Regions from separate parts of the Homo sapiens genome. Here region 1 is linked to region 2. Evidence: read pairs that join two places in POLR2A ChIA-PET (ENCODE). Cell type or tissue: Caco-2. All regions are shown on one strand. Links, peaks and the distances in the headings refer to the core of each region. The heading gives the core; the rest is flanking DNA.

Region 1 (5,388 bases), core at 246-5,245, 140 kb after region 2:
TTTTATTCTTGAACTCTATCATCTGGTGTAAATTTGTTTCCTCATAATTATTCTGGTTCTAATCTTAGTCTCATGTCACTTTGGATTTCACCTCTATTGCTTCAACTCTGTTGCCACAACATCTCCATAGTAACACTTGACCAACAAAAAAGCATCTCAATTTCTCATAAGTCCTATATTCTCCTTTCATCTAATAGACACTTTTAAAAACATTTTTTAAACTTAAAATAGAGTAAAAAAAAAATTGGAGGAATTGCTGGGTCTTATGATAAATCTATTTTTCATTTCTTTAGAAACCTCCATAATGTTTTCCACAATGGCTGCACCAATCTACGTTCCTACCAGCATTGTATTAGGGTTCTCTTTTCTTCACAACTTTACCAACACTTTATTTCTCTTGTCTTTTTGATAATGGCTATTCTAACAGGAGTGAGATGATATTTCAATGTGGTTTTGATTTGCATTTCCCTGATAACCAATGATGTTGAGTACATTTTCATATAATTGTTGGCCATTTTATTTCTTCTTTGGACAAATGTCTATTCATGTATTTTGCCCAAATTTTAATTGAATTATTTGATTTTTTTTACTATTGCACTGTGCAAATTCCTTGTTTTTTGATGTTAACCCCTTATCTAACACATAATTCCCTAATATTTTCTCCCAGTCTGTTGGCTGTTTCATTTTGTTGATTAGCTCCTTTGCTGTGCAGAAGCTTTTTAGTTTTCTGTCATTTCACTTGTTTATTTTTGCTTTTGTTCTCTGTGCTTTTGGTGAGATATCAAAAAAATCCTTGCCAAGGCCAAATCAATAAACTTTTCCCCTATATTTTCTTCTGGGAGCTTTACAGTTTTAGGTCTTATGTTTCATTCTTTAATCTACTTTGAGTTTATTTTTGTGTATGGCATTAGTCAAGTTTCATTCTTTTGCCTGTGGATACCAAGTTTTCCCAACATAATTTACTGAAGGGACTAGCCTTTCCCCCATGGTATCTTCCTGGTGGCCTTGTCAAAAATTAGTTGACCATCTATGTATAGGTTTATTTCTGGGCTCGCTATTCTGTTTCATTGATGTAGGAGTCTGTTTTTATGTCAGTACCATACTGTTTTGATTACTATTTCTTTGTATTATAATTTGGAATCAGAAAGTATGATGCCTCCAACTTTGTTTTTCTTTCTCAAAATTATTTTGGCTACTTGACATCTTTGTGGTTCCATACAAATTTTAGAATGTTTTATATTTCTGTGAAAAATGCATTGGAATTTTGATGGGAATTACATTGAATGCATATATTGCTTCAAATTGTATAGACATTTTAACCATATTGTCTTCCAATTCATAAACATGGGATATCTTTCCAGTTAACTGTGTGTTCTTTAATTTATTTCATCAATGTTTTATAGTTTTCAGTGTGAAGATCTTTCACATCCTTGGTTACATTTATTACTATTTTATTCTTTTGGATGCTATTGTAAATGGGATTATGTTCTTGATTCCTTTTTCAGAGAGACCATTATTTGTGTAAAGACATGCAACTGATTTTTGTATGTTTATTTTGTACCCTGCAACTTTACTGAATTCATTAATCAGTTCTAATGAATTTATTTATTAGTTCTAATAGCTCTAATAGAAAGTAGGAAAGGTGAGATAGTAAGGCCTTGATCAATAATTGAAACAGTGGCCTGTACCAATGGTAAGGTAAGGGACAGAGACGGTGACAACCAAAGTCAAGCAGCAGCATCCTGCCAGGAATTTGATTAGAGAGGATGTGATTGGAGACTCCTAGTTTTGTGGAACTGCTTGAAATCAAGAGGGAATATGGAAATACTGAGACCATATCCTCAGTCTAGAATGCAACTCAAAAGACCACAAGAGTAGGAGATAAAAAATCAGGATTCTAAGAAACCTAGATGGAGACATGTTAATTATCTATTGATATCTAAAAAAAAACCCTCAAGTTACTTATCATCTCTCAGTTACATCTCACAGTTATCACTGTACAGTTATCATCTCACAGCTCTGCATGTCAGAAATCCAAGTGGGCTTCACTGAGTTCTGTGATTAGGACCTCGCAAGACTGAAATCAGTGTTGGTTAGGCTGGGATATTATCTAGAGGTTCTAGAGAAGAATCCACTTTCAAACTCATTCTGGCTATTGGCTGAATTCATTCCTTGTACTTGCAGGACTGAGGTTGCTGGTCTCTTGCTCGCTGTTAGCTGGTATCTGCTCTCAGATTATAAAGGCCACCCATATTCCTTCCATCTTCGAAGCCAACAGTGGTGTGTCAAATGGCCCTGTTGCTTCAAATCTCTTCAACTACCATTATTCCTACTTCAGCCCCACTTGCCACCAGCCAAAGAAAGCTCTCTGCTTTTAAGGGATCATGTGATTGTAATGGGCCCACTGCATAGCCCAGAATAATCCCCCTTATTTCAAGGTCAACTGTGTCATATAACATAATCAAAGACATTTCATCACATTCACAGGTTCTGGGGATTAGGCAGAGCATCTTTGGGGGGCCAATTTAGAAATTCTAACTTTAGAAATCCTATTATAGGACTCTAGCCAAATTCATTCTTGAATTATATAAATTTATATATACTGTGTACTTAGTATAATGTTTTCTATACTGGGTCCTTGCTTTTTCTCAGGTATTGATATGATTTGGCTGTGTCCCCACCCAAATCTCATCTTCATCTTGAATTGTAGTTCCCATAATCCCCACATGTCATGGGAGGGACTAGGCGGAGAAAATTGAATCATGGAGGCTGTTTCCCACATCTTGTTCTCATGATAGTGAGATGGTTCTCACGGGATCTGATGGTTTTTTAAGGGATTTCCTCCTTTAATGGGCACTCATTCTCTCTCCTGCTGCCATGTGAAGAAGGATGTGTTTGCTTCCCCTTCAGCCATTACTGTAAGTTTCCTGAGGCACCCCCCAGCCATGCTGAACTGTGAATCAACTAAACCTCTTTCCTTTATAAATTACCCAGTCTTGGGTATGTCTTGTATGTTTTTATTAGCAACATGAGAACAGACTAATACAAATATAATGTAGCTTGAGAAATCAGAGACGTATGGATTGTGCTGATGAATCTTAGAAAAAGAAAGGTCTTCAGAAGATAATCTTTGAAGTAAGTAAGAAACAATTATCCTCATTTTATACTTAAGTACCCAAACCAAGAGAGTTTAAATGAGTCTTGCTCAAGACCACATGGCTCCTGGTGGCAAAAATAGAGCAGAATCTTATCTGTTGCTCTTCACAGCCTCAACATGTTTAAACAAGTGCTTGTTCCCGAAGCTGTTAGAAATCTTTAAAAGCATCTCTAATTGTTTAGCTGCTAGGTTTCTCCATTCAAGAATAAATCAGCATCTCTTGCAGCAAGGCCAAAGATTCAGGATTTCAAGAGTCTTTCCTACTGTTAGTCATTAAGAGCCCAGTTAGGAATCAAATATGCACTTAAATTTAGGTAAAACATGCATGGATTTTGCAGGCAGAGAGCTTGAGTTTCGATCTACCTTACTTTGGGCAAGTTTCTTCACCTCTCTTCATCTGGAAAATGGATGCAATACTAGTACCAATCTCACAGAGCTACTCTGAGGAGTAATTGAAATAGTGCATGCAAATTGTTCACTTACCGTAGTGACAAGACTATATATGTTTTCTGTTTTTTGTTTTTTGTTTTACTAGACCTCCACACGGATTTCTGATGATAGCAGCTGGATTAGCTATTCTCTCTCTCTGGCTATTTCTCATTTCTGCAGCTACTTGACTGAGGGAATGGCCCCACTCTTTTTTCCTGCTCCCTTGGTGTCAGGCTAATTGAATAAAAATAGGAATCTACAAATTAAAAGTCTCACACATGCTGCTATAGCAACGCTCTCTCTCCCATTCCTCTGATTACATGCATCCATCCTCTTGTAGGCTTAAGACAAATGTAATAGTGATTTGCAAGGGCTCTAGGGTCAAACTAGGGTGACCAACTGCTCCAGTTTGCCCAGGCTAAGGAGTTTTCAGGGACATGGAACTTTAAAGGCAAAAACCAGGATTGTCCCAGGAAAACAAAACAAAACAAAAAAAAAACAAACAAAAATCCAAGATGTTGTTCACCCTCTATCAGACTGCCTAGGTTCTATCTTTGGGACCTTAGGCAAGTTACCGACCTTGCTGTACCTCCATTTCCTCATCTGAATATAGATTATAACATCTTTCCTTATAAAGTTTTTTTTTTAAGAGTAAATGAATTATATAGAGAGTGCTCAGAATAGTACCTAGAATGTAACAAGCACTCAATACATGTTGGTTAGTATTACAATTACTAATCACTACAGGAAAACATGGAGTAATAAAACTAACACACAAGGACATGATGGAGGATCTAGAATCTTATAAAGTCCTTAGAGCCCAAGAGTGAAGCATCTAGGAAGGATTATCCACCCCAACAATCCCCCACCCTGCCATCATCGGGTCATGATCCTTCTCTGGGAGATCATGAAACCAAACAAAAATAATAATATACTATGACCTCAAGAAAGTATAATAAGAGAAATACAAATTGCACTACCTTGAGCTAATTTATTTGACTAATCAAAACAAAACAAAGCAAACAAACAAAAAAGCCCCAAACAGAAGTTTGAAAATGCTCAGTTACTAAAGCTGCAAAGAAATAGACACTCTCACACTGCACTAGAAGGCAGGCAAAATGGCCAGCCCCCATGGAAGGGTATCTGGCAATATCTACCAAAATTACAGATGCATTTGAACCACAATGCTACTCCTGGGAATCTATCCCACAGTTACTGTTACCTATGTATCACAGCATAGATGGTTAAAGATATCAACTAGAGAACTGTTTCTTATAGCAAAAACTGGAAATGACCTCCAAAAATAGGGGACTGGTCAAAAGAACTATGGTGTATCTGTATAACTGAATATGGTACACAAATAAAAAAAGAATGAAGAAGCTCTCTATGTATCAATATGGCAAGATCTCCAAAATATATTGTTCAATAATGAAAAAGCTTGGTGCAAAATAGTGTAATATGCTATCTTTTCTGAAAAAAGAGAGGAGGAAATAAGAATGTATATGTATGCTTGTACATGCAATAAGAAACACTGCAGCTGGACACAATGGTGTGCACCTGTAGTCCTCAGCTACTCAGGAGGCTGAGGCCAGAGGATCACTGAGTCCAGCAGCTCAAGGCTGTAGTGCACTATGGAGGCACCTGTGAATAGCCACTTCGCTCCAGCCCAGGCAACGTCATGAGACCCTGTCTCGAAAATAAAATAAAAAACACTGGAAAAATAGCAAGAGACTAATTGAAATTACTTATTAAGGGCAGAAAGAAACTGGGTAGATGAAGAGCAAGGTGGGAGCAACATATCT
Region 2 (5,388 bases), core at 286-5,285:
GAATCCTTGGTTATAATTCACATAGATTATCTTGTGGGAATAGAACAAAGTAAGCCTTGCTGTGCCATGCTCTTCTTGTGAAGAGTTCTCTGACTCCTATATTTCAGATGAAGGAATCATTGTAACATGACAATGGTCAGGGAGTGCCCTGCTCCCATGCCCAGAATTGACCTACCATCCTCAAACCAATAAGCTCAAGCCCAGATGATTACCACCTACATGGAAGGTAACTTTTTTTTCAGAAAATAGAAATTTGTTAATATTTTTATAATTGAGATGAAATTCACATAACAAAAATCAACCATTATAAACTGAACAATTCAGACCGATTTATTACATTCACGTGTTGTATAATCATGACCTCTATATAGTTGCAAAACATCTTCGTTACCTCGAAATACAACCCTGGACCCATTGTGCAGTTCCTCCATTCTCCCCTCTCTCCAGTCCCTGGCAAATGTTTGTTTTCAGTCTCTATAGATGTACCTATTCTGGATATTTTATATAAATAAAATCATGTAACATGTGACCTTTTCATTCTAGAAAGATAGCCTTTTAATCATTCCCAAGTTTACTTTAGGAAGGTGTCACGTTTGTGTAAGGAAATACATAATCATATGAATTAACTTATCTAAACAAGAATTTATTGAGACCTAGCATTTGCAAAACATCTAGTGTTTTAGGAGCACAAAAAAGACCTATTAATTATCCTTGTACTCAAAGAAGCTACAGTTTAGAAAGTGGGTAGCAGAGAAAAAAGATCGAGAGCCAAATCCAAGAGGCCACTATTTTTTAGCAATCAAAAGAAGCCTGGCTTATAAGGGAAGCTTGGAGCTTTGAGGTCCTCCATAACTCACATCAATACTAGTTAGGATTCGTGGTTGCAAGTTCCAGAAATATAACTGAATTAGTTTAAAACAAAAAGGGGAAATACCAGGTGTGGTGGCTTATGCCTGTATTCCCAGCACTTTGGGAGGCTGAGGCGGGTGGATCACCTGAGGTCGGGAGTTTGAGATCAGCTTGACCAACATGCACAAAGCCTGTCTCTGTTAAAAATACAAAATTAGCCAGGCATGGTGACACATGCCTGTAATCTCAGCTACTTGCGAGGCTGAGGCAGGAGAATCGCTTGAACCCAGGAGTCAGAGGTTGCAGTGAGCCAAGATCATGTCATTGCACTCCAGCCTGGGCAACAAGAGCAAAACTCCATCTCAAAAAAAAAAAAAAATGTGGGAAGGAATATATTATGGAAAAGCAGGGGTGGCTCACAATGCGTGGTAGTAGAAACGGAGCCCAAACTCAAAGGAGAAGCTTAGGAATTTCCCTTTCTCATCTTGATTGCTATCTTAGTCCATTCAGGCTGCTATGACAAAATACCACAGACTGGGTGGCTTATAAACAACAGTAATTTATTTCTCACAGTTCTGGAGGTTAAGAATCCCAGGTCAAGGCATTGCAGATTTGATGTCTGGTGAGCACTCCCTTTTTCATAGATAGCTGTAATTTCACATGGGGTAAGGGACAAGGGGTTTCTCTGGGGTCCCTTTTATAAGGGCACTTATCCCATTAGGGAGGGCTCCACTGTAATGACATAATCATATCCCAGAGGCCCCACCTTCAAATAACATCATCTTGAGGTTACGATTTTAACATATGAATTTTAGGAGGACATAAACATTCAGTCCATTGCAGCTCCTCTATATATTTAAACGTCAATTCATTCTTTGCTCTCTGTTCACGTGGTGGACAAAAGACAGTGATCCCACAGTTTCCAAGTTTATATCTCCTTTCTTCAAAAGAGGCACTATTACATGAGGCTAAGAACAGGCTCCAGAGTCAGACAGAGGTGAGTTTAAATCCTAATTCTACCATCTACAGGCTGTGTGACACTGGGAAAGTCATTTAACCTCTTGGGCCTCAGTTTCCTCTTCAATAATAATACTGATTTCATAAGGTTCTTAAAAATTTAGTTGGAAAACACATATAAAGATCAATGTTCACCACATAAATCTTCAACAAATATTAATTATTTAATATTATGATTAAAGAGGCCATCCCTAAATGAGTGAGTCTTGATAACAAATCCAGATTTCAAAAAAGAGACTCTGATTGATCCAACTTGGGCCAAGTGCTTCCCTCTCCTCTATCAGTAACAGCCAGAGGGTAGAGTCACAGCTGAGAAAGATGGCTAGCACAGACATTCCTGTGGTAGAGACTCAGGAGCCTGTCTGCAACTGAACCCAGGAGAGAAGATACCAGAATCAGAGAGAAGAGGTGCGGAGTGAAAGTCAGGCCCCTAACCTGCTGAGGGGACAGCTGCCCGTGGATCCCAGGCCACAGAAGAAAAAACTTATTTGCGGCTTTTGGGCCTTAGCTAAAGAGACTCTCTCAGTTGATCTTTGGAACTTGTGCTACTGATTTTTAATTTAGTCAATATTGACTAGTTAACCTCCTGGACTTTGAAATCATTGTTTACTCTCTTTTCTATCACTTTAGCTTGTTTGGATTATTCTTTTATTCTCTCTGACCTTTAGTTTCAGATTTTCCTTTATCTTAGTTGTTCTTACCTCATGGTTTGCTTGCTGCCTTCTGCTTTTTTTTTTTTTTTTTTTTTTTTTTTTGGTGGCAGGGAGGGGTTGGGTTCATTTATGTAACCTAGTTTCTTGTATCATTTTATCTTTATTTAACTGTTCTTTTTTATTGTTTTATTGCTACTTTTAAACCTTTTTATTATCTACAATTTTTAGTTTTCTGAAATTCTACCAGTGAAAAGTGAAGAGGAAGGAGTTCAGCTGACAGGATGACCCCTTTGACCCCAAAAGACGGATCGGGGCTCATTTCCATTTCAACCATCCTGTAGGGGCCCCCAGACCCTGATGCTGATCTACAGAAATCTCACAGAAACTCTGCATAATTTAGTTTAGAAAGGTGTTTACAGATCCCCTCGGTTAAGGATTACACATCAGGCTGCTTCTCACCATACTTTGTTTCTGCTTTTCTAGGATAAAGTGCCTCCCTTCAGCAGATTGAGTAGGCGGTGAGTCCTATTCTGGAGAAAAAAGGTTTGTAGCTCTGCCAAAGAATCAGTGAAACAGGATGCAGCATTCCAGATGAAAGAGGCCTTCTCATCACTGTGGAGCTGCAGAGCTCAGCCCTAGGACCTTCTCTTCTCTGTCTTCATTCAGTTATTGATTTCTTAGGTACTATCCACATACTGATGACTCCCAAATCTATATTTTCAGAACACAACCTCTCTCCTGAACTCTATAGTGCTAACCTCCCACTTGACATCTCAATTTCAATGTTCAATAGGCATCTCAAACTTAGCATATCCAAAACTAAATTACTGATCTTTCCCCCTGCTGAACCAGCTCCTCCCAAAGTCTTTCCCATCTCAGATAATAGTAACATCATCTTTCTCTTACAGCCCATATCCAATCAGTCAACAAATTCTATTGGTTCTACTTCAAACCTTGATCACCTCTAACCTGGAATAGTGCAGTAGCTTACTTACTGGTCTCTCTGCTTATATCCCTGCCTCCTACAGTCTACTTATTATACAACAGCTGCAGTGATCCTTTAGAAATATTTATCAGACTGTATTATTCTGCTGAGAACTTTCAATGGTTCCTCATCAGCTGGTTTCCTCGTTCCTCCAACACAATCACGCTCCCTCTATAAAGCCTTTGTATTTGTTCTTCTCTCTTTCTGGAACGCTCTTCTATCAGATATTCACATAGCTTAATCTCTCACTTCTTCAGGTTCATGCTCAAATACCAGTTCATCATCCTGTACAAAATATTAATAGTACCCACTTCATCATTTTATCCCCTTCCTCACTTTATTTTTCTTTATAGTACTTATCACTATCTGCCATACTTGCTTATTATCAGTCTCCCCTAACTAAAATATTAGGTTGGTGCAAAGTAATTGCAGTTTTTCCCACTACTTTCCATGGCAAGAACCACAGTTACCTCTGCACCAACCTAATACAAGCTCCAATAGAAGAAAAGTTACTTTTTTCAATTTTTTTCTTGCTGTATCTCTAATGTCTGTGTCTGTAATGGCATTAGAAAATACTCAATAATTGTTTGAATACACTAAATAATTAAATAAGTGATTTTAATCCTGGTATTATAGTTCAAGCAGCATTTTTTTTTTTTTTTTTTGAGATGGAGTTTCACTCTTGTTGCCCAGGCTGGAGTGCAATGGCACAATCTTGGCTCAATGCAACCTCCGCCTCTTGGGTTCAAGTGATTCTCCCCACTCAGCCTCCTAAGTAGCTGGGACTACAGGCATGCGCCACCATACCTGGCTAATTTTTGTATTTTTAGTAGAGACGGGATTTCGCCATGTTGGTCAGGCTGGTCTTGAACTCCTGACCTCAGGTGATCCACCCACCTTGGCCTCCCAAAGGGCGGAGATTACAAGTGTGAGCCACCATGCCCGGACCTCAAGCAGCATTTTCAAACAGTTTATATAAAAAGAGGGTGCTAAGATGCGGGGAAAAGAAAATTTAAAAAGAAGGTGACAACTGCATCAATCCTTGAATGAACTACCATTGTATGCAGGCACTGTGCCAGATGTCTCTTGTGGGTTATTTCTTTTAATCTTAAATGTTATAAGATAATTGACAATATTGGTTCAGATCTAGTAGATTCTTTGAAACTTATCACTCATTATCTATTATCTTTTCACTCAAGCTGTAGTATTATTCATTGTCAAGAGACATAGACTTTAGAAAATAAACTTGCTGACCAGGAGGGGTGGCTCATGCCTGTAATCCCAACACTTTAGGAGGCTAAGGTGGGTGGATCATTTGAGGTCAGGAGTGTGAGACCAGCCTGGCCAACAAGGTGAAACCCCGTCTCTACTGAAAATACAAAAAAATTAGCCGGGCGTGGTGGCGCATGCTATAATCCCAGCTACTCAGGAGGCTGAGGCACGAGAATTCCTTAAACCCAGGAGGTGGAGGTTGCAGTGAGCCGAGATCCTGCCACTACACTCCAGCCTTGGTGACAGAGTGAGACTCTGTCTCAAAAAAAAAAAAAAAAAGAAAGAAAGAAAGAAAGAAATGTGCTAATCTTAATGTTGTATGCTTTTCCTCCTGCTATAAGGAAAGCAATTATGGCAGGTAAAGGCAAGCTGACCATATTTATCCTAAAGAATTCAAAATAAAATCTAATTCATGAAAAAGGGTACAAAGTATTATGGATAATACAATCAAAGGAGAAATTAACCTCAACATGTACAATCAAGGAAGATCTTACTAGAAGCTAGCACTTGATCTAAGCCTCAAATAATTGACATGCTTTGTAAACTCAGAAGTTTGATACAAGGCAAGTTACAGTGTAAGGAAAGACAAAGAACTCTTAAAAAGCATGGTAT

What was found. Peaks named below come from ENCODE experiments on the same cell type or tissue, not always from the same donor. Only the 100,000 strongest peaks of a DNase experiment are listed, where the experiment ranks them.
Region 1: POLR2A ChIA-PET joins it to region 2 with 17 read pairs; 5 of 35 experiments call an interaction of 5 or more read pairs at or near these places.

The regions. Positions count from the first base shown.
Region 1 is chr12:75,806,084-75,811,471 of GRCh38, forward strand. The region is part of intron 1 of LOC105369844 (a long non-coding RNA gene); the gene reads right to left. Among named protein-coding and RNA genes, the nearest start is that of PHLDA1-AS1, 220 kb to the right of the region's middle. In Caco-2, for the core only: no CTCF peak of the experiment used is centred there; no DNase peak of the experiment used is centred there.
Region 2 is chr12:75,664,061-75,669,448 of GRCh38, forward strand. All of the region lies in intron 6 of LOC105369844 (a long non-coding RNA gene), which reads right to left. Among named protein-coding and RNA genes, the nearest start is that of KRR1, 160 kb to the left of the region's middle. In Caco-2, for the core only: no CTCF peak of the experiment used is centred there; DNase peaks (open chromatin) are centred at 2,241 and 2,851.